Linked DNA regions of Homo sapiens: regions 2 and 3 are each linked to region 1. The links are chromatin loops, found by intact Hi-C in ENCODE. Cell type or tissue: CD14-positive monocyte. All regions are shown on one strand. Each heading gives the region's core, and the rest is flanking DNA. Links, peaks and the distances in the headings are about the cores only. Region 1 has its middle 62 kb from the start of TODL. Region 2 holds the start of CPM (carboxypeptidase M). Region 3 has its middle 31 kb from the start of CPM.

Region 1 (10,461 bases), core at 3,218-8,217:
AGCTTTGGCAGTCTGTGATTCAACAGATTTGCTTTTTAAGGGTGAAGAACAGGAGGGTAGCTTAAGAAGGTCACAGACTCTAAGGTATGCGTGTGAAAAAAATCTTTAAAGCTGATCAAGCGCAAAGCTAGTTGCAGTGTGTGAAATTTCTGTTTTAATTTTTCCTTTGAATTAGAACAAAAATCACATTAACATGAAACATCGTATCTGTTATGTGGGAGATGGGAATGACATGATCATTAGCTCTCCACCTAACAGGTATCTGTGAGTATTCATTCAGAAACCCCTGCGAAGGTGGTAATTAGATTAAAGGAGATTTTAGATTCATCTGAACACTTCTGGAAAATGACTCACTCATCTATTTGGTGAACATTTACAAAGCACATACCTCTGATTTGTCCTCAGGTATAAAGGTGCCTCATGCTATTCTCTGTCCTCAGAATCACCACAATGTTGTCCTATATTTTTGACTAGTTTTCCTTTTTAAAAGAACCTTGACAAATTGTTTTCAGATAAACATGACATCTTAATATAAAGACTCTCAAGCATTGGGTTGATGACATAGCGTGTTTATATTGGCAAAAACAATACTGAGCTTCACGGAAATGTTAAATGTTAAAATTCCTTTTTTACTTTTTATTTTTTGGAGAGAAGCCTTGCTATGTTGCCCAGGTTGGCCTCAAACTCCTGACCTCAAGTGATCCTCCCATTTCAACCTCCTAAGTAGCTGAAACTACAGGTGTGTGCCACCATGCCCAGCTAAAATATCTTATACTAAGTTAAAAAAAAAAATATATATATATATATATAACCATTCTGAAATTATGACAATAGAGAATTCATTTACCTATGCTATCAATTTTCTATAAATTTTTAATGATTTTTTCTTTTTTAGCATTTCTAAATTTATTTTACACTGTTGTAACATTGACTGAAAGTTGAAAAATCACTCACTGTTCCATCACTTCAACCAATAATTTGTTTTCACTTTTCTATAGTACGTTCCAGGCTCTCTCTGTTTATTTACGCGTGTAATTTTTATGTAGCTGTGTCTCAGAGCTGACGCATGTTTTGGGCCCCTGCTTCTTTAAATAGTGTCACATTACACCTGGGAGTGGTACTCAGGGCATGTGCTCCGGGTATTATACTTGGGAGTTGTCCCTGCTGTTGCCTCATAATCTTTGTAAATGACCATTTATAATAATTATGCAATATTCTACCAAGCTGATATATATATATGTGTGATTTTCTTTTTTAAAAAACTAATTTACAAAGTTGTCCCAGGACAGCCCAATCCTTCGTTGCTTACTTTATGTAATTTACAGGCTCCAGAAAGAAACAAAACCCGCATCTGCCACAAAAATTCACCCAACTGCCATTGGATCTTTGGGCAAAGCCTTCCTTGCCTTCTCTTTGGGATAAAGATGGCTTTGGGAAAGTGAATACTTTTAATCCCTAACATCTATATTGCTAATTGGTTTTATCGGCTGACTCCTCTCTCCGCATAGGAAGATTAGGGAAGAGGGGAATGCTGGGTGGGGGTGGGATGGGAAGAAATGAAGCAGAAAGAGATGGACAGGTGACATAAGCACCAAAGATAAATGCCTGCTTCAAAATGTTTCCTAGGGTTACTTCTGAGCACTGTTCCCTTGAAGACTTTAGGGGCATCTGTTATCATTGTCTGCATTTTCAGATGGAAAATAGAAGTCACTGAGGCTAAGTGACCAATCAAAGGTCAAATGACAGTGAGTGGTGGAGCCAGCGTGAGGATTCCTGTCTGTTGGCTTTTTGTATTGGAGTGTTTTCTCTCATCAGCGCCTCTGCAGCCACTCATCAGCACCACTTTGACTCTCACAGTTGGGTGAGCTCCATAAAGCAGGCCAGGAAAACCTCCCAAGGGTCAGGTCACCGGCAGTTTATGGGACAATGCTCTGCTGCTGCTCCCAGTCACTACCCTTCACACTAAAACAGAAAACCAGGCTACTCCAGAGTTACAGGGTATCTATCCCCTTCCTTTTGGGGATAAACTCAACCTCCTCCTATGCCCATCCCCAAGCCCAGCCAGTAGAAAATAATGGAATAGTGTGTGACCTTTATGGGCCCCTCTGAGGTAGGAAAATGTATGTGGCAAGGTAGTCAGTCTAGTGTGAAGCACAGGGGCTGTGGAATCAGCTCAGTGGGTTTGATGCCGGGTTCCAGCCCCACGGCTGCTGCTAGCCCATTTAGTGCCTTTGTTCATGTTAGAGGAAGGTGTCCCCTCTAGTGGGTGCAGCCCTGCCAGCATGTGGCTGGGCAAGTGAAACACAGGCTGGATTTTGGCCTCTATTTATTCCTTTGGCTGCCAGTGCCTTTGGGGCAGTGAGTGACTTACGCAACTCTATGTAAGTGCCCTATCCAGACTTTACTATTGGTCAACCTGAGCAGGTTGCTTGACCTTTCTGAGCCTTGGTTTCCCCATCTGTAAAACAGACAAAATAACAGTACCTACTTCGAGGGTTGGCAGGAGGTTAAATGAGATCGTGAGTGTAAAATGCAAGGACGGTGCCCTGTGAATAGTAAGCCAGTGTTCTATAAAATGGCAGCTGTTATTACTAGCTGTTACAGTTATGGCTTGGCTTTATAAAACAAGTAAAGCCTATACTTTTTAATACTCTGTTGAGGAGCTTGATTTGCCTAGACACGCATTTTGTAAATGGTGGGCAATTATGAAAAAGAGAAGCAAGATTCATAATAGATTATTTGTTACATTTTAATACAAATGTCATTATGATTCTTTTTGGTTGCACCATCTGAAGTAGGCATATCTGATATGGAATTTCTAATTACATGTTTTGTGCAAGAGAGAATCATTTATAAGTTCACACCCTGACACACCCATGCCCCTGGAGAAAACTTCAAATTTTGTGCGATGTCTTGGGCATTGGGACAGACAACTTCATTCAAGTTATTATTTGGTAAATTCTTGTTCTGTTTCCTGAGTAGTAGGATGAGGGATACAAATGAATAATTCAGAAGCAAACACTGAGGAATGTCTGATTTGCATAGGCTCGTAAATGAGCCTCCTAAACTGGGTTTTAAAAGAAAAAAAAAAGTGCTCTCGGATAGTTCTCAGGCCAAGTGAGGTCCCAGCGTGTTTGGTCGGCAGCTCTGCTGTCCACCCCACCAGGACCCGATATACTGTATTCTATTATTTAATTATCCTGGTTGGAAGGGGACATATATAATTTAGCCCTGGGAGCTTTAAAAAAATTCTTGACAATTAATAAATAGAATAGTCTTTTGTGTGATTTTAAAGTCACCGGAGGGCAGACATAAATTGTCAACTTACCTAAAAGAGAAACACTTGCCTTTTCTAGAGAGGCTCACATTGTCTTCCAGGGAGTGCATCATCCATAATTTAGCATAACTGCCTTGAAAATAAGTCTATAATCCTTAAATAACTCCGTGGGTCTCTTGCCTGGAGTCTTCCTTTCAACTTCTTTCATAGAAGAATTTATAATCAAATAATAACACTGATTTTAAAACAAGCAACCATACACACATCACTCAAGAACTTACTTAAGGTTTTGGGGGAGCCATTTCATTCACCAATCAAAATGAAGCAGCAACAACAGCAAAAGTCATCATGGTAAAACTTTAACTGAGGAGAGCACCTAAGGACTCGGTGACTCAGTGTTAAATGGATGGGAAGTCAGGTCATTTCCAATTATTGTGGCCTTTTACTTCCTGTTTCTCAGGATCAAATGAGAAAGGAGTGAGTCAGGAGGTGGGCATGATAACCCTGTATATCTCTGTGGCAGGGTGCCCTATTGTGCCTCAATGCCATTCAGACAGGAGCTGTTTATAGATGGTGACTCCTTCAGGTAACTGCTTGCAGAAGTGAATGCTTGGGAGAGTTCGGTTTTTGAGCAGAAGAAGAGAAGAATTTTGTGTCTGGCCTGGGAGAGAGATGGTGGAGGGCGGATAAAGAAAATAGAAGGGGAAGGCATAAAGTCCCATCTATTTTGCTCCCCCTCCCCACCCCCCAACACTCATACAGGTTCACACTGGCTGGAGGGGTTTCTCCAGAGCCCAAACCAAAGCACCTAGTTTGCAAGCTTGCAGCTTTGGGAATCTAGACGACATGCGCAGCATTGGGTGGTGATAGGGCCAGTCTTCCCACCTCTACCTTGCTTCCAAAGGCAAGGCGGCTTTTGTATTTAGACTCAGGGCAGCCACAAGCATTCCTTCTTAAGTAGCCCATCATTATAATTCAGCACGAATGTCAGTGTGACTTGTTGCCACTCACAGGCTGCGTCTGGTGAGGTCTGGGCTATTTTGGTTTTAGAAATAATTTATAAATCATTTAGAAATATTTATAAATGACTTTAATGTACATTACACTATCTCATTTAATCCTCCCAATGACCTTAAGGAGAGTACTACTGAAGAGACAGGGACTCAATGGCCTTTTTTTTTTTTTTGAGCTGGGGTCTTGCTCCGTCACTCAGACTGGAGTGCAGTGGCGCGATCTCAGCTCACTGCAACCTCCACCTCCCGGGTTCAAGCAATTCGCCTGCCTCAGTCTCCCAAGTAGCTGGGACTACAGTCGTGTACCACCACGCCCAGCTAATTTTTGTATATTTTTAGTAGAGATGTTGGCTAGGCTGGTCTTGAACTCCTGACCTCAAGTGATCCACTCGCCTCGGCCTCCCATCGTGCTGAGATTATAGGCATGAGCCATCGCGCCTGGCCTGGTTATAAGTCTCAGGGTGACAGAGGTGGTGTGGGCTGAGCTGGGGCAGGGACTCAGGTCCTCCAGGAGACCTGCACGTAACAGGTGACCAGTGCACCCTAAAGCCACCTGATGAGCACCGCCTCGTGCCACAAGAACACTTTCTAGCCAGTGTTTTACATATTTCTTGGATCTCTGGGAATTGCCAGTAGACAGAGTATGATGCTGCGTATTGGTGATTATGAATGCTGTTGGCCATGGGTGTTAGATGTCATCATGTGCCAGGCCCCTGAAGAACACAATCTGTTCACATAGTTCCTCTAAAACTTCGTTTTCAAAACAGGTCTCATCTTTCCTTACTTCTGCCAGCGTTCTCATTCTTGATTTTACATTTGGAGAACAGAGAATCTAGACAAAATTAAGAAGAAATTGAACATTGAAAAAAAATCAATAAAATAAAATCCTGAACCCAAGAATGATCAAATTTTACTTTAAAATTTAACTCAAAAGGGATAGTTGTTCTGGCCTTCAGACATGCTTTGTAAGAAAAAAAAAGGATGGTTGTTTATGCCGTGATGGGCTAATTGAATAGGTAAACATGTGAGGAATCCTTATTTTATTTCTTACGCTAAAATGAGAATCCCTGTAAATTGGAATGTAGTCTTATCTTATCGAAAGGTTTCACTGTTCAGCTCTGCTTACCCATCAGAATCACATGGGAAATGGCAAATCACAGAGGCCCAAGCTCAACCCTATTCCTACCGAATAGAATCTCTGGAGGTGAAGCTCTGTTTTAAAATTTTCCCAACTGGTTCTGATGCGTACCAGAGTTAAGAATCAACCAGCACACTGAACTCGCAATTTTAGCAAAAACCCAAGGAACCCAGGGGCCTATGCAGAAAGCAGGAAATGCCCTCTAGTGGCCAAAAGACGCCATCATCCATTCTCCATGCTCTTGGGCCCTGGGACCCATGGCAGAGTTAGAGAGGTGGCAACAAAAGTTCCAGTTGTAAACTACAGTATAATCCACTGATTCCACCAATATGCCCCTAAAAGTTAAACTGTAAGACCCATGAGGGCAGGACTCACTTGTTCTTGTCTTGCCCATGAGGGTGCCTGGCATAATGTCTGACCCATTGTGATGGAAATCCTAGAATTAAGGCTCAATTTTATGTGTTGCCTATTAAGCCTCAATTTTACATGTTGCCTTGACATATATGGTAAAATCAGGAGGGTATCAAATGGCCTAACTGCAAGTTTCTTCTCGCCTGTTCTGCTCCCATGAACAAGGTCCCCTAGCCAAATAGCCCTCCTTATCAAATGAACCAGACAGAGTTCCTGTTTATCCCGTACTAGTGGGTTCTCTGCCTGCTTAGGGAATTATTCAAACAAGTCAATCACTTCCTCCCACAGGAACTAGGCCACCTCACCCCCTTGATACTACAAATCCTGCCTCCATGGCACTTGGCTCTTCACTCTGGCCCTGAGTGCAACCCTGTGTGGCTCTGCATGGCATGGGGTATCTTCCTCCCCCGGGCTGTGACTTCATGTGACTAACAAACTACTATCAATCTCAACTGTCTAGTAGTGAGCTGTTGTGTGTTCAGCTATCCCCATGATCCTGGAGTGAAAATTGCTCTCACCAAAGAGGAGGCAATCAAAACATCCATAGCAAGTGTTTTGTAAATATTTGTTAAATGAATGAATGGGACCAAAGGGCTGTTGACAAGTTTAAATACCTTTATTTTATTGATTTATTGTCAATTTTCATAAACTTTCAAAGTGATCTTAGGCACAAATGAACAATTCAATGAATATATTCATAGAACGTTAAGGCTGGAAGATATCTTAGAAATCTTCAGGATTAACCTTCTTGTTTTATTTCTAAGACAACTATTGCTCAGACAAGATCATGAATTCCTCAAGGACAGTGTCTATATTTTATTTATTTTTGTATTCCCTTGGCTCATCACAGAACTGGTGTACAGTACATATTTGATAAATGAATAAACAAGGATTAAGTGAATTTCCCAGGAGTACATGGTAGGCAATGACACCAACAAGGATTTAATTCCAGAATTAAACAGATATTTGTCAAATGTCTTCTGTGAGCCAGGTGCAGTGACTCACACCTGTAATGCCAACACTTTGGGAGGCTGAGGCAGCAGGACTGTTAAGCTCAGAAGTTCGAGACCAGCCTGGGCAATATAGTGAGATCCTGTCTCTACAAAAAAAAAAAATTTTTTTTTAATTAGTTGGGCATGGTGATGCATTCCTCTAGTCCCAGCCCCCAGCCACTGGGGAGGCTGAAGCAAGAGGATTGCTTGAGCCTGGGAGTATGAGGTTGTGGTGAGCTAGGATCACACCAGTGCACTCCAGCCTGGGTGACAGAGTGAGATCCTGTCTGAAAAAAAAAAAAAAAAAATCTTCTGTGAGATACAGTATCTTGCTAGGTACTCTCTGAGAATGTAACTAGGACTCCAGGCAAGGGCTACAAAAATGAGAAAGACACAGTCCTTACCCTCAAAGAACAGACACTCTGCAGCTGTGCTGTCCAATACTGTAGCTTCTAGTGACATGAGGCTATTTAAAACAAAATTAATTAGAATTAAAAATCCAGTTCCTCAGTTAAATTAGTCACATTTCAAGTATTCAATGGCTAAATGGTGGCTGGTGGCTACCATATTGAACAACAGAGCTATAGAATATTTTGATTGCTGTGGAAAGTTGTATGGGATAGCATTGCTATAGAGAGAAAAATGTCATGAACCTGAAGCCATAATAGAAGGCAGAAGATGATAACAGAGGTACAAATTAATTGCCATGGGGTCAGAGAGGATTGTTTCAGAAAGTCCCCACATTATTCCAAGTTTTCTGAAGACAGGGACTCCTAGCACTTAGCATAATGCCTGACTTGTAGAAGATGCTCAACTCATTTATTGAATGAAAATAAACAACTTATAGCAGTAGTGCTTTTTTCGTAACATTTCAAAAACAGGGGAGTATAGAGAATATATGGCCATCATCAATGTATCCACAGACCAACTTTATAAAATTTTAACATTTTGCTATATTTGTTTCAAATATAGAAAAGTATGTACATATTCCCTTAAAACAAATATAAGATCTGAAACAAATATATACTACAATTTATCTATTCTACTTTAAATGGAAATGTATCCTATTTCCAGTTTTTACAATTACCAATAAAGCCATAAGGAACATTCTCATAAGTGTTTTTTATAGAAACATTCAGAGTTTATTCCCAGAAGTAGCATTGCTAGGTCTGAGGTTATATGAATCTTCAACTATTCTAAACATTGACAAGTTGATTTCCAAGGGGATTAACCAATATATAGTCCCATCAGCATTGTATGAATGTTCTCATTGTTCTGCATTCTTGTCAACACTCAGTATTGTCAGGCTTTTATTCTTTGCCAATCTGATAAAGTGAAAAGATTCACTGAAGTATTTCCTAGGATGTTAAAGACATAAGAACAAGGCAAAAAACCAAAAACAACAACAACAACAAAACTACCCTGTTATAATCCTGGCATTGGGGTATGAGAGAAATAACAGAGTTATTTGCTTTTCATGTTGTAATGAGAAAATTGGCACTAGGTCCAAAGTGGTGACTGACCTTCAAGATAAGCAAAACTGCAAGAAGAGTATAAGTTTTATCATGCTCTGCCTGTTTGCCACTACTAGGCATAGGCCAGGACACTTTTAAATAGAATTGGGAAATCAGAATATTTTCAGCATGTTTGCAGTGTGTTATACATTCTTCCTAATGTAAACATAATTTATTTCCTCATGTGTCTCATTAAATGCACCCCAGGAGAAAATATTCACAAACTATGCATCCAACAAAGGACTAATATCCAGAATCTGCAAGGAACTCAAACAAATCAGCAAGAAAAAACACAAATAATCCCATTAAAAGTGGGCAAAAGAACATGAATAGAAAATTCTCAAAAGAAGATGCACAGTCAATAAACATATGAATAAATGCTCAACATCAGTAATGATCAGGCAGATGCAAATTAAAACCACAATGAGATACCATGTTACTCCTGCAAGAATGGCCATAATTTAAAAAGTGAAAAAACCATAGATGTTGACATGGATGTGGTGAAAAGGGAACACTTTTACCCTGCTGGTGGGAATGTAAATTAGTACAACCACTATGGAAACCGGTGTGGAGATTCCTTAAAGAACTGAAAGTAGAACTACCATTCGATCCAGCAATCCCACTACTGCATATCTACCCAGAGGAACATAAGTTATTATATGAAAAAGACACATGCACCTGCATGTTTATAGCAACACAATTCGCAATTGCAAATATATGGAACCAGCGTAAGTGCCAATTAACCAACAAGTGGATAAAGAAAATGTGGTATAAATATACCATGGAATACTACTCAGCCATAAAAAGGGCAACTTGGATGGAGCTGGAGGCCATTATTCTAAGTGGAGTAACTCAGGAATGGAAAACCAAATACCGTATGTTCCCACCTATAAGTGGGAGCTAAGCTATGAGGATGCAAAGGCATAAGAATGATATAATGAACTTCGGGGATTCGAGGAGGAAAGCTGAGAGGGGGATGAGGAATAAAAGATGATATATAGGGTATAGTATACAGTTCAGGTGATGGGTGCACCAAAATCTCAGAAATCAACATTAAATAACTTATCCATGTAACCAAAACAACCCGTACCTGAAAAACTATTGAAATAAAAACAAAAATAAAAATAACTTAAAAATTTAAAAATGCACCCCAGTCTCCCTAGCTTTCCACTTCTTTGTCTTAAGCCAATTTCTGGTGGAAAAAATTATTGGAAAGTGAGGAGCTGTATGAATTAGATATGTATTGGTGGGAAACCTTAGCCATCTGAAGGACTGTCAGCTTAACAAGAGGCAAGGTAGCATGTGTAGACCATATCTTGTAATATTTGCTTACGGCTAATTCTTGTAAATACTTTAAATGCTTGAAGCCCAGAAAAATAATCCTATAATTTAGGAACATATTACTATTTCATCTTGCAGAGATTTTCCAGTATGATTCTAGCTAATACCTGAGGAGCTAAAATGAACCTGTTTAGAAGGACTTTAGAGCCTGGGGCAGTGGGAAACACCCATGGCTCCACTTCCCCAAGTGGTTCTTTGATGGAAACAAAGTATTTCTTAGCAACCTTTCATTATAGCTGGCTTACTCATGGGAAATTTGAGATAATGCCAATTTTACCTCTGTGAAATCCTTCTTGGAGAAATAACCTGAAATTTTATTAAAGGGATACAAGATCTGAGAATGTTTTCCTTGCTTCTTCATGTGAACTATAGAGTTGTGGCTGAGAAAGCAGATCAGCTGGACTCTGGGCAGCCAACTGAGATCTACAGAAATAATTTAGCTCGAAGTTCAGATGAACCAATTGTGTTCCATTTGCTAATCTGAATCCAGTCCTTGGTTTTCTTTTTCAGAAAGCAAGGTTTATGTCACCTATGGTGTTCTTTCCTGAAACCTATTTGTGGATGACAGCGTTTAGGAAAACTGTCTTCTTAGAATAATCAGCCTTGCTCATTCAAGAGAGCTGCTTGTCAATTTCCTCCATGACTTTTAGTTTGCAATGAAACGGCTGCTTCCACAGTAGAGCAGATGACTGTGAAAAGCTAATAGACATTTTTCTAAGGCGACAAAAAGAAAAAATTTATTTATGGTTCCTATGGAGAAACATGCAATCTAGGT
Region 2 (10,461 bases), core at 2,620-7,619, 140 kb before region 1:
GGCCATACTGCCCAAGGTAATTTATAGATTCAATGCCATCCCCATCAAGCCACCAATGACTTTCTTCACAGAATTGGAAAAAACTACTTTAAAGTTCATATGGAACCAAAAAAGAGCCCGCATTGCCAAGTCAGTCCTAAGCCAAAAGAGCAAAGCTGGAGGCATCATGCTACCTGACTTCAAACTATACTACGAGGCTACAGTAACCAAAACAGCATGGTACTGGTACCAAAGCAGAGATATAAATCAATGGAACAGAACAGAGACCTCAGAAATAACGCCGCATATCTACAACTATCTGATCTTTGACAAACCTGAGAAAAACAAGCAATGGGGAAAGGATTCCCTATTCAATAAATGGTGCTGGGAAAACTGGCTAGCCATATGTAGAAAGCTGAAACTGGATCCCTTCCTTACACCTTATACAAAAATTAATTCAAGATGGATTAAAGACTTAAATGTCAAGCTGCTTTTTAAAAGAGAATAGAGAGGTGCTTGGGAAATAGGCAGATCTGAGTTTGAATCTTCTAATACTTAGCTATGTTATCTTCAGCAAGTTAATTAACCTCTCTGTGCCTCATTTTACCTGTTTTGTAAATGAGGATAAGGCCTACTTTGAGTTGCTGAGATCGAAATAATGTCTTAAACTATTTACTACATGGAAAGTACTTGATAACAGAGACTACTAAATTTGGCTGGCTTTAAAAAATCTCTAATAGTATTATCACTAGTAAGGAAGGTGTTATTATCCCGCCTACTGTATTCAGATACAATGATGATCAGACTTAGCAGGAGGCAAGACAAGATACTTTTTTTTTTTTTTTGAGACAGGGTCTTGCTCTGTAGGCCAGGCTGGAGTACGGTGGCACGATCATGGCCCACTGCAGCCTTGAACTCCCAGGCTCAAGTGATTCTCCTGCCTCAGTTTCCCAAGTAGCTGGGACCACAGGCATGCACCATTATGCCTGGTTAATTAAATTTTTTTTTTTTTTTTTAAGAAATGGAGTCTCCCATGTTGCCTAGGCTGGTCTCCTGAAGTGCTGGGATTATAGACGTGAGCCACCACACCCAGTCAATGCAAGATTCTTAAAATAGATGGTAGGAAATCTCATTTAAAATGGCCCTTTGGGGTTTTGTATGTAGCAGAGCAGTTCTTTCATTGCTATCTATTGATAGTCAACCCTCAACACAAGGGTTCATTTTTTAAAAAAATAATAAAATGTTCCTAAACTAATTTTGGGGTGTGTGTGGAGAGACTACCCTGAGAAATTCACAGTAAATACATTTGTATTTGAAAATGAGCTACCTAATGGCAGGGAATGAATGACACACACGTTTGTTTGCTTCCCATGCCTTTTGCTCAGCAAATATTTGATCCATTAAATAAATAGATATAGATTATTGATTATGTGCCAGGCATCCTTCTAGACAAAGGGGTTGGGGCAAAAAATGGGAGGTGCTTCCTTAATTGAACGGAGGATTGAACGAACGAACTGATGAACACTGTACCTTTTCTGATTTTTCTGAACTAAGTCATCAGTACTTTTTTGCTTCTCTTGTTTCACCTAAGATTTTCTTTACTATGTCACTAGGCAGTGGGATTTCCTTCAAAAGGCTCAACTGAAATATGGTCTACTATGGCTGAAGCTGGGTATAGATGTGTTTAACTTTTGTGTGGATTTTAAAAGTTTCAAAATAAAAACGTTTTTAAAAATCACCAATAATAATAGAAGGTAATTATCATGACATGTATCAATGGTTTTATAGTATCCCTGTTTATAACAGAGTTAACCAAAAACTATACAGATGCTCAAAGAGGTGAATGACTAAGAAAATTCACATAATCAAGAGGATAGAATACTAAACAGCAACGAATTCACATCTACCGACTTTGTCAATTCATGGAAATATCTAAGGAAATAACATGAAATGAAAAAACAAGCAGAATATAATCCACAATTACAACAAAGAAAATATGTGATATGCATATATTTACATAGGCATAGCACATATATTTAAGTTTTTACAAAAACTAAACATGTATTTAGTTACTTAGGAATATTACTTTCCCTTCTGGGTAAGACTGCCCACGTTAATACATGTAATATAAATAAATAAATAAATAACACGTGTATAATAAATTCTGTTTATTTTCTTTTATTTTGAGATAGAGTTTCACTCTTGTCACCCAGGCTGGAGTGCAGTGGCATGATCTTGGCCCACTGCAACCTCTGCCTCCTGGGTTCACGCTATTCTCCGGTCTCAGCCTCTCTAGTAGCGGGAACCACAGGTGCACACCACCATGTCTGGTTAATTTTTTGTATTTTTAGTAGAGACAACGTTTCACCATGTTGGCCAGGCTGGTCTCAAATTCCTGACCTCAGGTGATCCTCCCGCCTCGGCCTCCCAAGGTGCTGGGATTACAGGCATGAGTCACTGGGCCTGGTCATAAATTCTGTTTTCTAAGCAAACTTATCTTACATCAGAGGGCAGAATGGTTAGGGAAAATATCTAGTGAAAAAGACCACCAACAAAGGAGCACCATCTCTCAATTGTCACACTAATGTGCAGTGACACTTTGGCAACTGACTCCCAGTTACTGGCATACAGTTTCATCTACCAGTTGGAGCCAAATGGCAGATTTGGGATTTTTCTTAATCCGAGTTATTATTCAGAACAACATATTCAACACAAATATTTAACCACTAGTGTCAGATTTTATTTTTACATGATAACTCCTCAAGCCTTTAACCGCAAGAGTGCATACAAGGTAAAATTAAAAACAAAATTAAGCCTGCTGACTTTCACTGTGATTGTGGTTTGATATCATGCAGGATAGATCACAACTGCTGATTCATATTAGGAAAGAGAGCCCCCAACTGTCACAAGCACATTGTGTTTGAAAATACAAAACCTTACCAAATCACTTAGTACTTAAAATTAACAACATCCTCATCATCTTGTGGTTGAAATGATGACTGAACAATAACTCAAGCTAGTTGTGTTCTATATATTTTTAATTAATATAATTAGTATTCCTAGATCTTTTTAAATTGCTCTACTCTAGCCCTAGGGAAAAATGATTTCAGAAGGCTGAATACGTATGCTGATTCAAGATATGATTTCTCACACACCCAACCTCTATAATTTTGGATTATAGAGCAATATAGAGTAATTCTGGCACCATCTCTTTGGCAATGCTGTTTAAAAACAAAGTTACTATTACACACAGCCCAGGATATTGACTTCGCATTGCACATAAATACATTTATATAATACTTTTTCTTTAATATAGAAGCCATAGCCTTGATTTTTTTGAAAAATGATGAAGAATATGGTAATTATGAGACTCTCAATTGACTCAAAAGTTCAGAGCTAAAATCAAGGTAGAGTTTGAACACACCTTACAAAAAGTTGAGATCCAAATTGCATAAAATTTATGAAACTTTTGATTTAAGGACTAAGTTTTCTGGTAACCTCTTTGGGAACATCAGGATAATAAAAGATGATTAAGTAATAATGGTATCTCGGCCGGGCACGGTGGCTCATACCTGTAATCCTAGCACTTTGGGAGGCCGAAGCAGGAGGATCACAAGGTCAGGAGTTTGAGACCAGCCTGGCCAATATGGTGAAACCCCATCTCTACTAAAAATACAAAAAAATTAGCCAGCTGTGGTGGCGCATTCCTGTAATCCCAGCTACTCGGGAGACTGAGGCAGGAGAATTGCTTGAACTCAGGAAGCCGGAGGTTGCAGTGAGCCGAGATCACGCCACTGCACTCCAGCCTGGGCAACAGAGCGAGACTCTGACCAAAAAAAAAAAAAAAAAAAAAAGAAAGAAAGAAAGAAAGAAAGAAAGATGAAATAACGATATCTGATCAAATTATTTGCCTTGGCCGGATGGGTGCCAGTCCTGGCTATAAAATTCACCATCTGGGAGACCTTGAACAAATTATTTAATTTATCTGATTCAAACTTGCTGTCTATAAAAATGAAAATAACTTTATGTAGTTTCTAACTTAGAACAATAAATTATTAATGATAAATATGAAAATGCTGGGAAGAGTTTCAATCACTACTAATATATATTCATTATCTAGCATTGTCTTCTTCAAATGGATACATTTTAAAAACAGCCTTTAATCATAGAACCACTTTTTTGCATAACTTTAAGCCATAGGGCTAATTATACACGACACAAATCTAACCAACAGAACTGTACTACTTAGATTAAAAGAAACTTGCAGAAATGATAGTTTTGCATAACTTTAAATAAAAGGCTAACTACAGATGACACAGAAATCTTACCAACAAAACTGCATTATTTCAGTTTAAAAGAGACATGAAGAAATGACATTAACAGTCCAAGTCATATATAAAGAAGCCCACACAAAGGGGAACTGAAACGGATAAACGGACTTACTTGGGAGTTTATCTTGAAAAGGAACTAAAACATACATCCCAAATAACCAATGTCTGCAAGATCCAAAAAGACAGAAGAACTCCAATAATGGAAAGGACTCAGTGACACTGAATTACAATGGACAAGTCCAGTAAAATTCAGTTCTTCCTACTATTCCTCCCAACAAAAGCAGAAAACAACCAACACGCACGGTACCGGTTGACTTGTTCTGTGCCACTCAGAGTAGGTGCGTGGAAGAGCAGACAGGAAGCTGGGGCATATTTAATGAATACTGAAAGGGAGGACTGAGGGTTTGGCAAAGTGTTCACGAGACGGACCCTACCTTTCACAGATTTCCCAATACTGTGTAAGTGAGTGACAGAACTGTAGTTTTGGGCAACAGTCTTCAAAAACGCTTCCATCCCTTCCTGGCGGTGGTAGTTGAAATCCAGCGCAGCTACCAAAGGCAGCAACAGCCCTAGCCAGAGGCACGGGAAGTCCATGTTCTAGAGATGAATAAAAATAAGAAGAACCTGAGAACACATGAGGGCAGGCGGGGGCATCACCAGCTACGTCTCGGTACTCCGGTCTCAGGGTCTCCCGACACTGACGCTCCCTGCCTCCTAAGGAGGCAAAAGCTGGAAGCAACACCTTCGGGAGTGAGCCGTGCAACCAGAGACCGGGAGCACGGGCAGCCTCGGTGCCCTCGACCCAGCCGCCCGCGCCTCCCTCTCCTCCTCCTCCTGGCGCCTCCGCCGTCCGGCAGCTGCCACAGCTGCGCCCGGCCCCGCGCACCCCCAGCCTCACCAGGTCCCAGGCGCGCACCTCTACCCACCCGCGGCCGCCCGGCGGGGCCGGGTGTTATAGCCCGGTCAGAGGGCGGGCGCGCCCGGGCCCCGCCCCCGGACGTCCCTCCGGCCCACTCCGGAGCCGCGCGGGTGCCTCCCGGGCGGGGCCTCAGCCGCCTTCGCACCTAGGAGAGACGGCGCCCGCGCGGTGCGCCCTTTCGTGGCGCGGCTGCTGGTGCCCGCGGCCGGGCGGCTGAGCTGGGCGGAGGGCTGCGGGCATGGAGTCGCCGCTCGCGGACAGTCTTTGCTGGAGCCCCAGGTCAGAAGTGTGTCCTCGCCTCGGCCACGGCTGTAGCCTGGGCAGCCACAGGGCGCTCCACCGAGGGACACTCTCTGTCGCAGACTGCAGCCGCTTGGGAGACGTTTAGGGCTCGGCGGGTTTCCTGCGGTTGGCGGTGCCGGGGCCCACCTGGAGCCGGGACGCATGCGGAGTCCTGAGTGCCCTGAGCCCCGCGCGGGCTCCTGCGGGACGGGCGGCGTCGGCCCCGGCAGGGCGAGCCAAGCTCCCAGCAGTGCCAAGCTGCCCAGCGAGGCTAAGCAATCACGGGGCTTCGAGAAAGAACGCGCGCGTGTGTGGAAGTTTTAAATGCCACGAAGTGCAGAGTGCAGGACATTTTCCAACAAGTTTACATAGTGGGTGGGATTTGTGTAAATTAGAATTGAATTTAAAACTGGAAGTCACATCGAAGAAGGCAGGACCACTGTTGTAAATCCGATGCTTCCTCCACCTGCACCTGAGTCTTAGGCCAATTACAGGTCTCTCGTCCTAAAACGTCCTAAAATGCTCCTTTCTGGAAGGATGGCATGGTCTCTGCACGAGAGAGAACGAAGGCTTCACTCAAACCTGAGAGGTGGTTTGTGGCACGGGCCAACCCCCTCTACCTCTCTAAAAGATTCATTCTCATTCATTCTCTCTCTCTCCCCTCCCCCTCTCCCCTTCCCTCTCTCCCCCTTTCTCCCACTCTCTCCCGGATTGTAAGTAACCGTGTCAGGGTATTGGGGGCCCGTGTCAAGGTCCGCAGAATATAAAAAGTTTGAAAACCACTGATTTGAGATAACATTCCACTTTTACAGACTAAAAATACGGATGCAAGCCCACGACTAATTGAATAGAATTTTTCTCGTGGAGGCCCAAGAAAGTGTATTTTTAGAGAGGACCTTGAATGAATCTAATGTGCCTTCAAGAGCTGAGAACCGTTAGATTCCCTGCCCCTTCTTTCTTACAGATATAGATACTTTTCCTAGAATTGCGCACTCAGGACTCCCTGAGACTTCCAGTGATTCTGCCGCAGCATAGAAGAGTGGTTTAAGAACTGAGGCGCTCTGCCCTTGCGATAGTTTGCTGAGAATGATGGTTTCCAGCTTCATCCATGTCCGTACAAAGGACATGAACTCATCCTTTTTTATGGCTGCATAGTATTCCGTGGTGTATATGTGCCACAGTTGTGCACATGTGCCCTAGAACTTAAAGTATATATAAAGAAAAAAAAAGAACTGAGGCGCTCACGGGATGAGTGCCAATTCTTGCTCTGACACTCAGTGGCTGTGTCGACTCTGTGCCTTATTTTCTGGTGTGTAAAGTGGAAGTCTTAATTGTACCTACCTAAATAAGGTTGGCAGGCACATTGTAAGAACTGTGCGAAGCGTTTATTACATAAATAAACCAGCTTAATTCGTAACTCTTTAAAGGGAATTTTCCAAGAGTTGGAATTTTTTTTTTAATTTTTTATTTCTTTCTTTATTTTTTGAGATGGAGTCTCAATTCTGTTGCCCAGTCTGGAGTGCAATGGCATGATCTCGGCTCACTGCAACCTCCTCTCAGGTTCAAGCAATTCTCCTGCCTCAGCCTACCGAGTAGCTCGGATTACAGGCACCTGCCACCAGGCCCGGCTAATTTTTGTATTTTTAGTAGAGACGGGGTTTCACCATGTTGGCCAGGCTGGTCTGGAACTCCCGACCTCGGGCGATCTGCCTGCCTCGGCCTCCCAGATCGCTGGGATTACAGGCGTGAGCCACCGTGCCTGGCCATCTTTTTTTTTTTCTTAAAGAGAAGTTGTTTTATTGTTTGTTTGTTTGTTTGTTTGTTTGTTTGTTTTGAGATACAGTCTCACTCTGTTGCCCAGGCTTGAGTGCAGTGGTGCAATCTCAGCTCACTGCAGCCTCTGCCTTCCAGGTTCAAGCGATTCTTGTGTTTCAGCCTCTAACGTACCTGGGATTACAGGCACGCATCGCCACACCTACGTAACTTTTGTATTTTTACACCACACATGCCTAACTTCTGCATTTTTAATAGAGACCAGGTTTCACCATGTTGGCCAGGCTAGTCTTGAACTCCTGGCCTCAAGTGATCCTTCTGCCTCAGCCTCCCAAAGTGCTGGGATTACATGAGTGAGCCACCTTGCCTGGCCTAAGAGTTGGAAGTCTTAGTATGACATTGTAGAGTCTTTGAGTAGGTTTTTTTTTTTTTAATTGTGCAGTAGTCACTATGCTAAATGTTATTTCCACTGGAAGGGTTGAAGACGTTTCCCTTTCATTGTTGTTCATTGACTAAGAGGTCTGAGGAGGGGGACTGGAGCTTGAGAAGATTAAATTTAGGCAAAGTTACTCTAGGAATGGGAAAGGGAACTGGGTGGGAACAAAGTGAAGGCTTGCTGATGTACCTTAGAAATCCTATCTTTTTAAGAGAAGTACGTGGACACTATCTGATTTCCTGCAGGGTGCTGTGGCTGGAGACTGGAAGAAATGGTGGCTTCATCAATACTGGAATGGAGATTGCCAGGATTGTTGTTCTGGAAAAACAGAGATGAGCTATAGTTGAAATTGCTGCCATTGGGGTTCACACTAGGTAGGAAGGGAGGCAACTTCAGGAAGGAGTCAGAGAATGGAGGTAGGGGGTACAGAGGACTGAGTGCTGAAGGTTTAGGAGCTAGTAACTCAGAGTGCAGGCCAGGGACAGCACTGGCATCACCTGGGAGCTTGTTGGAAATGTAGAATCTGTCACTCCACTCCAAACCTACTGAATCAGAACACACATTTTAATAAGATTTCCAGATGATGTATATGTACATTCAAGTTTAAGGTGCACTGGTCAAGAGAGAAAAAAAAATTTAGTGTTAAGAGTATGAAAGATAACAGCAAAATAAAAGGTTAGCCTAATAGAGTAAAATACTGAAGTTTAGAGATTTTAGAGGTGATCTTCTTTCTTTCTTCTTTTTTTTTGAGATAGAGTCTTGCTCTGTTGCCCAGGCTGGAGTGCAGTGGCACAATTTTAGCTCACTGCAACCTCCACCTCCCGGGTTCAAGCAATTCTCCTTCCTCAGCCTCCTGAGTAGCTGGGATTACAGGTGCCCACCACCACGCCTGGCTAATTTTTGTATTTTTAGTAGAGACGGGGTTTCACCACGTTGGCCAGGATGGTCTCGAACTCCTGGCCTCAAATTATCTGCCTGCCTCAGCCTCCCAGAGTGCTGGGATTACAGGTGTGAGCCACCAGGCCTGGACCTAGAGGTGATCTTTCTAAGTATGGCACCATTAAAGGTAAAACCATAATAAAAAGGCTAATAATTTGAAAACATACAAATGTATGACTTCTGTACAGAAAACCTTATAAAGGTTATAAGAAGAAAGGTTTAAATCAGGTTATGAGAAAAATTACAAGCTGGAAGAAGGAATTAATGCTCTTACAAAATAAAGAATGAGCAAAGGAGATGAATAAGCAGTTCATAAAAGCAGTAACACAAATAGCTAATAAATATAGTAAAGGTTACCAACCTGGTAAGCAATCAAAGAATTACAAGTTAAAAGGGTAAAGTAATACTTTGTTTTGCTTATCACAAAGCAAGATTAAAAAGATTGACAATACCTGGAAGTAGACAGGATCTCAGGAAATGACATTTATGCTGTTTCAATGGTGTTCTAAATTAATACAATCTTTCTGGAGGGAAATCTGGGAATAGACATCAAAATTTTGTATGTGCCATTCCTTGCTAGAAATTTATGCTATAGAAGTAATTTGAAGATGTGTTGAGTTTGTATATGTTAGGAGCTTCATAAGTGCTGCTGCTTTAAATTGTGACAAAGTAGATAAAACCTAAATGTCAAACAACAGCAGATTGGTTAGATCAGTGGTTCTCAACTTGAGGCAGTAGTGCCCACAGCAGACATTTGGCAATATCTTGAGACATTTTTGATTGTCATAACTAGGGATGGGAGCTACTGGCATCTAGTGCTGATACAGAGGGCAGGGAGGCATTAAATATCCTTCAGTGCACAACACAGCCTCCCACAACAAAGAATTATTCAGCCCAAAATGTCAATAGTGCTGAAGTTAAGACACCCTGGGTTAAAGAATATTATAGCTGTACAATTAATTGTTTTTCAGCCATAATAATGTCAATGTAGATCTGCATTTATTCACTTGGAAAGACAAATTGTTCAGGCAAGAAGCAGATAATAAAAGTAAAATAAATAGTAAGATCTCATTTAGATAAAGCAAACAAAAAAAAACTATTCCCAGCAATGTGTTTCTAAGGTTACCAACATGCTGAGTGCAAATCCACGAGTTGCAATGTTTTAATTTTCTTTTTTACATCTTTCTGTATTTTCTGAAAAGTTTTTCCACCAAACATGCATTGCTTTTTTAAATTGGAAAAACAATGAAGGCATTTTAATTTAAAAGCAAAGCAGAGGAAAAAGCACAAAAGTGTTAGAGAGGACCAATGACTAATTCTGAATGAAAACAGGATCAAAATATCTTAGAGTGAATTACAAAAGTGAAGAGGAGGTAAAGATCACTGGAAATGGGAAATTAAGGAATGAAAAAGCCAGAGTGTTGGATTGGTTCTGTTTAAGGACTCTGAATTTCCCTAAGATAGTAGCAGGAATTGGGACAGAGGGAATAACTATAGTCGGGGCTAAGTACCTCAATAGATGTCAACAAGAATGAGAACAGTATAACTAGACTTTGTGACTTTCAAACTTTTTTCTTTGAAAGTGTCACAAGAAAATCTGAACAAGATAAAAGAAAAATTTTAAACTTACAAATTTTACTTACCTGGAAACAACCATTCTTAAAACACATTTAGGGATGGGGCAAGGTAGTCCCAGCTACTGAGGAGGCTGGGGCAGGAGGATTGCTTGACCCCAGGGGTTTGAGGTTGCAGTGAGCCATGATCGCATGGCACTCCATTCTGGGTGACAGAATGAGACTCTG
Region 3 (10,461 bases), core at 1,987-6,986, 110 kb before region 1:
CCTAATGCTGTTTGTGACACCTCCACTGCTGCCATCTTGGTCCGAGATACCATCGTTTCTCTCCTAATCCCCTCCCTGCTTCCTCTCTGGCACCTGTAGTCTAGTTATAGCTCAAATGCCAGAGGGGTGTTTTAAAACATAATCAGAACATGTTCTTTTCACTCCAGGGGCTTCTAGTCACACTCAGAATCAAACCCAAAGCCTCTTCCTTCCTGGCCTCTGAGACGCTATATGAACTATCCCCGCCTGCCTCTCATCCCTTGGTAACACTATGTTATAGCCACACGTGCCCTGAACACACAGATCTGCCTCTCACCCAAGGGCCTTTGCACAAGCTCTGCCCTGTGCCAGACACATTCTTCTCCTAAGTCGTCCCATGTCTGGTTCCTTCTTATTCGGGTTTCAACTTCAATGCCATCCTCTTTGAGAGACCTTTGACCACTTAGATGTAGCCCCCAGTTCCTGCACCCCAGCTGTCATTTCCTTGCACATCTCTGTCTTATCTTCGTCATACCATTTACTATTATTACATATTTTCTCCTTATTTATACATTCCTGCCACCTCAGAATGTGAATGCCATGAGAATAGGGTCCTGGTCATCCCGTTCAGTGTTGCATCCCAGCACCCACAGCAGTCCCTGGCACAGAGTAAGTCTTCAGGATATGTTTGATGATTAAATGAATGAATGAATATCTTTTAGAAAGAGCCAGTCCTCTCCATAGACTGCAACCTAAATGATGAGACTCAGAAGTGTTTCAAAATCCCCATTGCCTAATAAGACATTTCAACTTTTAGATTAATTCCAGTGGCCACTGCCTTAAAATATCATTGTTATTGTAAAAAAAAAAATTACCTAAAGGAGAACAGAGGTCTTGTACTACGCTGTTAATTCTTCAAAACTTAAGACTGAGTTAGTTTTCAAATCATTTTTATCTTAGAAATCAAAGGCAGTTGGACCAAGGACAAATACATTATAATGAAAGTGTGAAAGAGAGAATATGAAAAGTTGGCTGCATGGGGGCATTGCCCAGTCAAGACAGATGTGGGTGAAACATCATGGGCAAGGAGGGGGTTTTCCCACGAGAGGCCAAAATTGGAGAGAGGGTGAAGAGAGGGTTTGCTGGGTGCTTCTCACATGCTAGCATCGTGTTAGTTGCCTTAGGAATAAGGAAGAAGTGAAGCACAAACTCTGGCCCTCAGAACCTTCTGGGAAACCTGATGCTATGGTAATTTCTGGTGAGGATGATCATGTTTAATAAACAAGGCACAAACATTTCAGCTCTGCTATATCCCCAGGCGTCTCTCCCAAAATCAGTTTACTTCTCTACTTTACAAGAAAAATCGGTTAGCTTCAGGGTTTATAAAACTCACTAAAACATACAAATGTAAAACCAAATGTTACCCTGCTGATTTGAAAGGGATTCTGGCATGACTTCTCAGATAAAGATACAAATACATTCTTTGTTCATTTCCATGAACGGCCTTTTTATGGCTTTTGAGACCTAGTCTAAGTCAGTAAAAGTCAGAATTTGTGTTGCTGATAGGTGTTGGCCTTGTAAAACTGGAAAAAAGGAATCACATTTTCTATAACATATGAATGCACAAGTGATTCATTCTTTGGCTCAGGATGGAAACATTTATTTTTGGCACTCTTGATTCTTCTTTCTTCATTAGCTTCACAGATTTTTCTCAATACGATGTCGACGTTGGATGGGCTTCATTCACAAGGAAACACCAAGATAAATGGGGTGACTAACATCCAACTATTTAAAACTTGTAAATATTTATGAGAAAATTATATCCGTCTTTGTGGGGATTTCTCTCTGAAACGTGGATGTAACTATTGAGGGCTCTAGCTTCCCTTTTAAATGGTGGATTCTAGTGTTAGTATTGCAGTGCTCTACAGCAAAATCAGTATGACCATTGTGTATAAAATAGCTACGCTGAATCTTGAATAAAAGGGATAATGCTTCTTTACTTGTACGACCCTTCCCACTGCTGAGCCTAGAACATCATATTTTGAGATCAGTGACCTAAGTCCTGGACCAGCAAGATAATTCGCAGGGCCCAGTGCAAAAAGGAAATATGGGGCCTTTTGTTAAAATATATATATATTAAAAATGTCAAGATGATAACAGAGAACATCAAACAAGCATGGAGCTCCTCTAAATGTGGCAACCTATGTGACTGTACAGGTCTCAAGCCCAGAAAGCTGACCCTGCACAAGCCCTCATTTGAGACCTTTGCTATGACTTGTTCAGGTGAATTAACGATTCTGCACCTACTTTGTCCTATCTGCAGAACAGGTGAAAAGAGTAACATATTTTCTATTAATCATGATGATTACCTATAACAACTGAGAGTTGATTTTTTAGTATACCAGTCAGGCAGGTAAAAGGCGATGCAACTTAGCATTGGGGACTGTCATCCCCAGTAAAAACTAGGAAATTTGTAAATGTCCACTTACTGGTTGTTACCCAAATAGAATAGACAGGGACAGTGGTCTGAGGATTGAGGTACAAATATCAGAAGGATGAGAAGAGTCATGAGAAAAATAATGAAAATACCTATAGTCTTAAAAAAATTTTTTTTTGAGACAGAGTCTTGCTCTGTCACCCAGGCTGGAGTGCAGTGGTGTGATCTCAGCTCACTGCAACCTCCAGTGAGCTCAAGCGATCCTCCTGCCTTAGCCTCCCAAGTAGCTGGGACTGCAGGCACATGCCCCCATGCCTGGCTAATTTTGTGTTTTTTGTAAAGATGGAGTTTTGCCATGTTGCCCAGGCTGGTCTTGAACTCCTGGGCTCGAGTGGTCCACCTGCCTTGGGTCTCCCAGAGTGCTGGGATTACAGATGCAAGACACAGTGCCCAGCCTAAATTTTTTATTACATATATTTTATTTTAGAGAAGAGGTTTCACCATGTTGCCCAGGTTGACCTTGAACTCCTGGGCTCAAGCAATCTTCCCACCTCAACCTCTGAGTAATCAGGACTACAGGTGTGCAACACTGTGCCTGGCTTATGTATTTTTTATTTTAAAAACAACTGTATAAGTTGAATGAGCCAGGCATGGTGGCTCGCACTTGTAATCCCAGCACTTTGGGAGGCAGAGGCAGGTGGATCACTTGAGGTCAGGAGTTCGAGACCAGCCTGGCCAACAGGGTGAACCCCCATCTCTACTAAATAAACAAACAGACAAACAACAACAAAAAACTCAACAACTGTGTAGGTTGAAAAGCCATCATAAGTCTATTTAAATAAGCAATTAAAAAAATATTTGATTATTTTTAATGTTTAAAGTGTTTCGTGGTCTTTTTAAAATAGGTTTTAAAAAACTGTGGTAATAATGGCCGGGCGTGGTGGCTCATGTCTGTAATCCCAGCACTTTGGGAGGCCAAGGCGGGCGGATCACGAGGTCAGCAGGTCGAGACCATCCTGGCTAACGCGGTGAAACCCTGTCTCCACTGAAAATACAAAAAATTAGCCGGGCACGGTGGTGGGCGCCTGTAGTCTCAGCTACTCAGGAGGCTGAGGCAGGAGAATGGCGTGAACCTGGGAGGCGGAGCTTGCAGTGAGCCAAGATAGCGCCACTGCACTCCAGCCTGGGCGACAGAGCGAGACTCCATCTCAAAAAAAAAAAAAAAAAAACCAAGTGTGATAATACACACATAACACAGAATTTACCATCATAACCATTTTTAAACCTACAGTTCAGTAGTTTTAAGTACATTCACACTGTTGTGTCACTGTTGGGACATGGAAAACAACACCCTAAAATGAAGGCCTCAGAAGCAGCCTGAGAAGCAAAAGGTTTTCTCTGACCTTCTCCTGCTCGCCTCCTGTCTCTCAGTCCCACTCTTCCCCGAGGGCAGCCATAGAAACTAGAATCCCTCTTCCCCACGTGGGTCCTAGAAACCAGAACCCCTTTTCCCGAAAGCCAGCTATAAAACCTAAAAATATTATCAAACTTTTCATCCGCCTTTCTTGTAAACCAAAAATAAAATTCTAAGTACTCCAACCATCTGAACAGACTCCTCCTCTTGGCAAGGGCATCCCAAAGTTAACCTGAAAAACAAGCTCAGGCCATGATGGGAAGGGGGAGCCAGACATGCCTCATTGTACCCTCTTCCTTTTAGAATTGTTGATAGAACAGACTCCTTAAGTCTGATAAGAAACATTTACAATCTGTTCTCTCTGAAGGCTTAACCTGCACGATAAAACCTTCGTCTCCACAATCCTTTATCATAACCCAGACATTCCTTTCTATTGATAATAACTCTTTCAACCAATTGCAAATCAGAAAATCTTTAAATCTCCCTGTGACCTGGAAGTCCCCACTTTGAGTGGTCCCACCTTTCTGGACCAAACCAATGTACATCTTACATGTATTGATTGATGTCTCATGTTTCCCTAAAATGTATAAAACAAAGTCGTGGCCTGACCACCTTAGGCACATAGGCAGGGCCTCTTGAGGCTGTGTCATGGGTGTGTCCTTAACCTTGGCAAAGTAAACTTTCTACATTGATCGGGACCTGTCTCATATACTTTTGGTTTACATTCTGTATAAAAACTGGTCATAAGGAAATGATCGGACCTACCTTGTTTGATTGTAGGTCATAAGACCCCCATTCCAGAAAGGGTCCTGTCCCATACGCAGAAGGAAGAAATGCTGCTCAGAGAGGCCAAGAAGAATCTAGACAGACAGGCCTTGCTGGGTTTCCTCACTCCATCTGTTAAAGTTACATCATACCCTTTTGTCCAGTCATATTTCTAAACAGCTCTACATACTTTTTGAACCTAAGCATAAAAATGTGCACTTTCCTCTGTCTTCATTCTGAAGGTTCCCATGTACACATTAAATGCATTTGTATGTTATTTCTCCTACTAGTCTGCCTTTTGTGAGTTGATTTTTCAGTGAAACTTCATAGGGAGAAGGGGAACTTTTCCCTTGGCCCCTAGATAACTAATCTCCAGAACATTCTCGCCTTGCAAAACTGAACTTCTATGGCTATTACACAACTTCTCATTTCCCCATCCCCCTAGTGCCTGACAACCACCATTCTACTTTCTGTCCCTATAAATTTGACTATTTTAGACACTCCCACCAGTGGAATTTTATAGTATTCATCTTATTGTAACTGGCTTATTTCACTTAGCATAATGTCCACAAGGTTCATGCATAGTATAGCATATGTCAGAATTTCCATCCTTTGAAATGCTAAGTAATAATAGTTCATGGTATGCATATACCACTGTGGGGGAAGAAAAAAATGTTTTCCTTTACCTTCTTAGGTTCAGTATCTGGGGCCCTGCAAATTAGACTGACAAAAGACAGATTAGCAGGAGGAAAGGTTTATCATGTATATATACAGGGGCCTTCCTAGAAAAGTGAAGGGGCAGAGAAGCAGTTAGACCTAAGAGGTGACACAGCATTTTGACAAACAGTGATACATTTGATACATTGCAGAGATTGACAAGACAAAGGAAAAGGGGGATTCCTAATGGTGGTAACTTGTGGGAAGGAAATATATAGGGAAATAAATAGAAGAAAAGGGTGGTTTAGTAAGGTTTGTTATATACATTCCTCTCCAGGTCTTTGGGCTGAAAAGAATCTAGAGTCATCTCCAGTGATGAAGAGTCCCGATGATTAATGAAACCACCTTTGCGAAGATTATGACAGCAAGAGGAGTCTAACATGACCAACTCCATCTTGCTTCTAGCCTCACAGACTGGCTGTCTTCACGCATTCCTGGGCATAGGAAGCTAACCATGGAAGGGATTTAGTTTCTAGTTTAATGTGGAAGCAAGGATGACAATCCCTCCCTAAAACTGATCCCCTCCTTGTTCAGGAGCTGAAACCACCTTTGTAAAACTGATGAAAGACCGCAAGATTAGAACTATGGGAGTGGCCTAAATTCTGCTAAAATATAGTTTCTATAATCCCTTACTACTCAGGAGTCATGTGGCCAGAGGTCACAAGATTTGTGACTTCCCCTATTGCTCCTATAGATAACATTATGATTGTAGAACTTAAGATTGATCTTTTGAGATGTTTTTCAGACTTTTGCATTTTGGCCACTGACCGACGCTACTGACTCATGACTCAGCCGGTCCCATGGCCCCCACCCAGAGGCAGACTCAGTGCATGAGGACCATCTTCCACAACCCTATGATTGTATCCTCAGTCAGTCAGCAACACGTATTCCCTAGTCCCCTACCCACCAAGGTATCCTTAAGAAACCCTAACCTCCAAGCCTTCAGGAAGACTGATTTGAGTAATAACTCCATCTTCCATGTGGCCAGCCTAGTGTTAATTAAACTCTTTCTTTACTGCAATACCACAATCTCAGTAAATTGGATTTGTCTGTGCAGAGGGTAGACCAAATCCATCAGGTGATTGCATTAAGAGTTGTTCTCTTCCTTGGCAAGGGAGAGGACACCTTTATAAACGCATAACCTAAAAATAAAATCCTAAGCCCACACTGACTGAACAGATCCTTCTTGGCCATGGAGACACAAAAAACCTTAAGAACTGAATTTCCAACCATGACAGCAAGTGAGGTTGAACACACTTTTTTATACTCCCTCCCTTCTGGAGTTTAGGCACAACTGACCAGTATTAATGTTAAAATAGAGATCATAAGACTGACAAAACAGACTCTTTGTGACAGTAAGATACCAAATTGTAAACAGGACCTATGACCATGCCAGACAAGGGTTAAGTCACATCCCTACAGGTCACTCTGACCCAGTGTATTGGGTAATGAACCTCCTTAACTTAAACATTCCTTTCTACCGACTTCAAATCTTTAGACAAAGCTTAATTTTTTCAACCAATTTCCAACTAAAGAATCCCCAAAACCCACCTATGACTTGTAAGTGCTCTTCTCCCCACCTCAGGATGTCCTGCCTTTTTGGGCTGAACCGATATTGTCTTCCATAAAGTGATTTATGTCTTTAGCTGTAATTCCTATCTCCTTGAAATGTATACAACCAAACTATAACCCGACTGCTTTGGACACACTTTCTCTGATTTTTTTTTTTTTTTTTTTGACATAGTCTCCCTCTGTTGCCCAGGCTGGAGTGCTGTGGAATGATCTCGGCTCACTGCAGCCTCTACCTCCGGGGTTCAAGTGATTCTCATGCCTCAGCCTCCCGAGTAGCTGGGACTACAGGTGCCCACCACCATGCCCAACTAATTTTTGCATTTTTAGTATAGACAGTGTTTCACCATGTTTGCCAGGCTGGTCTTGAACTCCTCACCTCAAGTGATCCACCTGCTTTGGCCTCCCAAAGTGCTGAGATTACAGGTGTGAGCCACTGTGCCTGGCCATGAGCGCACTTTCTCAAGACCACTTAAGGTTGTTTTTCTCCAGGTCATGGCCCTTCATGTTGGCTCTGAAAAATCTCTTTAAACTGTTTTGCAGACTTTGGTTTTTCCATTAAAAATGGAAAGTCATGTCCTGCTTTTAGCCAGATAGGGGGAGGGCAGAGAGTTTTTGTTTGTTTGTTTGTTTGTTTTTTGTTTTCTGTCTGCTGTTTCTTGATTGTCTTCAGCTCAAAATAATTCTTATGCCAAAGTGGCATATTTTGGGGTGTCATATTCTGGTTCCCTTCACCACATTTTGTTTATCCATTCATCCATTGATGGACACTTGGGTTGTTAGGCTTTTTAAAAATACTCCCAAAATGTCTTATCAAGACATTAATTTGAAACAAGTGCAGTGCTCTCTCTAAAAGGAATTCTACTGAATAAAATTTCTCCATTGTTACCAACAGCAGACTGTGTTTTGGCTGCCAGGTTAAAAAAGCAAGTTAAACCAGCATTAAGTAAATAATCGACCATTATTTCAGAAGGGTGTCTTCATCTATCTGAGAGTTCCAGAATCCCCATCTGCAAATGCTGGCTAAATAGTGATCTTCACTTGTCATTGCAACTCATTTGCAACTTGGTAGCTTGGAACCAGGAGAATTAGTGGAAGGTCCAGCAAAGAAGGAATTGATCTTGAAGGACAGTTTTCTTGCTGATATGACTTCATGGATCAATGAAGTTCATCAAATGAAATCTTTGTATACATATGCTAGAGTTAATGGAGTCCATAAACTTTTCATAAACATACTGAATATGCTGTGTTATGGAACTCCAGTGTTCCTGTGAGTTCCTTTGCTTCCTTTTCCCTTTACCTCATTTTCTTTAATCAGAAATACATGTGACTTCAGTCATATGTGAGGCTTCTGCTTGCCTTGTGTAAAGGAAATAAGTAAGGCCTATCCTACATAAGACAGCTCCTGTCCTAAATATTAATAAGAAGAGAAGGTGTAGTTCATCTGGAGTAGAAGGATGAAGAAGAAAGAGAGGGGATGTCTGAAGCCAGAGATCCATGTGGAGCATATTATAGACTTAGGTAAGTGAACAGCCATATCTTAATATTTGAGTTGATGAATGGGGCCTAACCATTATCAGCCAGACTGTTGAAGGGGACTAGCAGAAGTTGGAAGCATAGATAGAAAGAGAAGACAGGACAAATAATCAGCTTTTTGCTTCTATGTCTTGAACTGAGCTAACTTGGACATAAATTTGCTCCTGAGTCTGAAAGGCCATGTAGAAAAGTTAATAATAAGTCTGCTGAAGCTAATGACTAATATTCTGACTTCTGCTGCTTCCCTGGGTGAGTACGGGGTGGTGCAGTAAGGTGCAGCGTCATGTAGACTGTCACTGTGATAGGAAACAGAGCAACATTAATATCTACTGGTATTTAAGAGCTTCTCCGAAAGACTTAGAACTTTTTTCAGTTGAAGCTATGAATACTTTCACCTCATAACAGGTGTCCTTAGCTGAAGTCCTGGACCTTAAGTAGTGAAAGACTTGAGTAGACTTTTAGTTCAGATGGGACCTCTTCAAAAGAGATCTTAGGACCAGGGCTGAGCAAAGGTTGAGGCTGTGCAGAAACATCCCCAGGCAAATTGTCAAGTAAATGGGTTTCTTTTTTATTTTTATTTTTTTGAGACAAGGTTTCTGTCACCCAGGCTGGAGTGCAGTGGCATGATCATGGCTCAATGTAGCTTTGACCTCCGTGGGCTCAGGTGATCCTTCCGCCTCAGCCTTCCTGAATAGCTGGGTCTACAGGCACTCACCACCATGCCCGGCTAATTTTTGTATTTTTTGTAAAGATGGAGTTTTGCCTTATTGCCCAGGCTGGTCTTGAACTTCTGGGCTCAAGCAATCTGCCCATCTTAGTTTCCCAAAATGCTGGGATTACAGGTGTGAGCTCTGTGCCCAGCCCTAGGTTTCTTTTCTAATTCCTCTGACCTCCTCAGAGAAGGTTTGGAAACCTGGGTTATGGGGGTGGGGAGAATGAGCTACCCTCCTCAAATTCACAAATATTTCCTTAAACACAGATAATACAAATTTTTCATAATGCCATCAGAAATATAATTAGTATACTTGTCAAAGTGCTACAAGAATGTTGTACAAGTGTAATATGTCAAACATTTAAACCCAAACTCTTCTCCCCACATTGGGAACCCAGATTCAGACTTTAGGTCAATGCTTAGCTTAACATTTAATGTCTTATCATGGGCCTCTTATTTAGTATGCCCTAAAAAGCACATCAAAAAGAGAACAAATGTTTATGAAGGCAGGTGGAGCTCTTTTCTTTTAATGGATCATAAAGCAATGAGCTTCCCTGGGTTTCATTGGCGTTAGCTAATGTGACAGGGTGTAGATTAATAATTTAAAATAGAAATATACTTGGAACTAGTTCACTGTTGGATCAGAGTCATCAATGAAATAAGGAAAGGTGATTTTCTCCTTTACCCTCCCAGGAAGGCAGGCAGACTGGCTTTTATGTTCTGGAGTTCTGGACTCTCTCACCTCTTGCCCCACTCCAGATCACTGGGTGGCTGAGGCTATAGCCCCTTGAAGACTGGAGGTTTATCTTCTAGAGAGGGCAAAATAGAGTCTCTGGAGTGAGAGATACCAGACATAGGTGAAGGAATGGTACCCTCTGTGGAAAGCATAGGTGTAGCGGCTGCTTGCATTTTAATGCCCATGATGCAGGTACTCCAGACCTGTCTCCCACTCAGCTCCCAGAATCTGACAGTTTCCCAGACCTTACCCTCCAGGCAAGAGGCTGGAAGACTCTTCTCTGGGAAATTTCCAACCAGCCCAAAGGGAAATACTTTTAAATACTGACATGGAGGTTAAGGGTGGGGATGAGGGGAGTCAAAAAATAGTCTACCCAAAGCACCTTGGACCTAGAGTAAAGGTCAAAATTAATAAGCCTCAGCTTTGAACTTCCAATCAGTCTTTACTCCCCCATCCTCAATCTGGAGCTTTAGTAAGGAAAATAGGCAAAATTACTATACTCCATCAGCTTATATTCTAATGGCCGTGGGAATGGGTTGGGGGCAGAAAATAACGAAATAAAATATATAGTATATTAGAGAGTGATAAATGCTTTT

Evidence for each region. Peaks named below come from ENCODE experiments on the same cell type or tissue, not always from the same donor. Only the 100,000 strongest peaks of a DNase experiment are listed, where the experiment ranks them.
Region 2: a loop joins it to region 1, with 2.2 times the contacts of the local background. A loop is called at or near these places in 11 of 110 quality-filtered maps.
Region 3: a loop joins it to region 1, with 4 times the contacts of the local background. A loop is called at or near these places in 5 of 110 quality-filtered maps.

What each region holds. Positions count from the first base shown.
Region 1 is chr12:69,064,886-69,075,346 of GRCh38, forward strand. No RefSeq gene overlaps it. Among named protein-coding and RNA genes, the nearest start is that of TODL, 62 kb to the left of the region's middle. RefSeq lists an enhancer at 2,978-4,177. In CD14-positive monocyte, for the core only: CTCF peaks have their summits at 5,648 (motif pointing left) and 5,847; DNase peaks (open chromatin) are centred at 3,716 and 5,626.
Region 2 is chr12:68,927,934-68,938,394 of GRCh38, forward strand. It overlaps CPM (carboxypeptidase M), which reads right to left and starts at 5,238. Exons shown (of 9, transcript NM_198320.5): 1 at 5,209-5,238; 2 at 4,745-4,907. The coding sequence starts at 4,904. RefSeq lists silencers at 5,118-5,477, 5,508-5,617. In CD14-positive monocyte, for the core only: no CTCF peak of the experiment used is centred there; DNase peaks (open chromatin) are centred at 4,398 and 5,318; H3K4me3 peaks cover 2,373 bases; H3K27ac peaks cover 1,607 bases; H3K27me3 peaks cover 1,180 bases.
Region 3 is chr12:68,958,574-68,969,034 of GRCh38, forward strand. It overlaps a transcript of CPM not described here. Among named protein-coding and RNA genes, the nearest start is that of CPM, 31 kb to the left of the region's middle. In CD14-positive monocyte, for the core only: no CTCF peak of the experiment used is centred there; DNase peaks (open chromatin) are centred at 4,738, 5,018, 5,458 and 6,038; H3K4me3 peaks cover 1,803 bases; H3K27ac peaks cover 3,163 bases.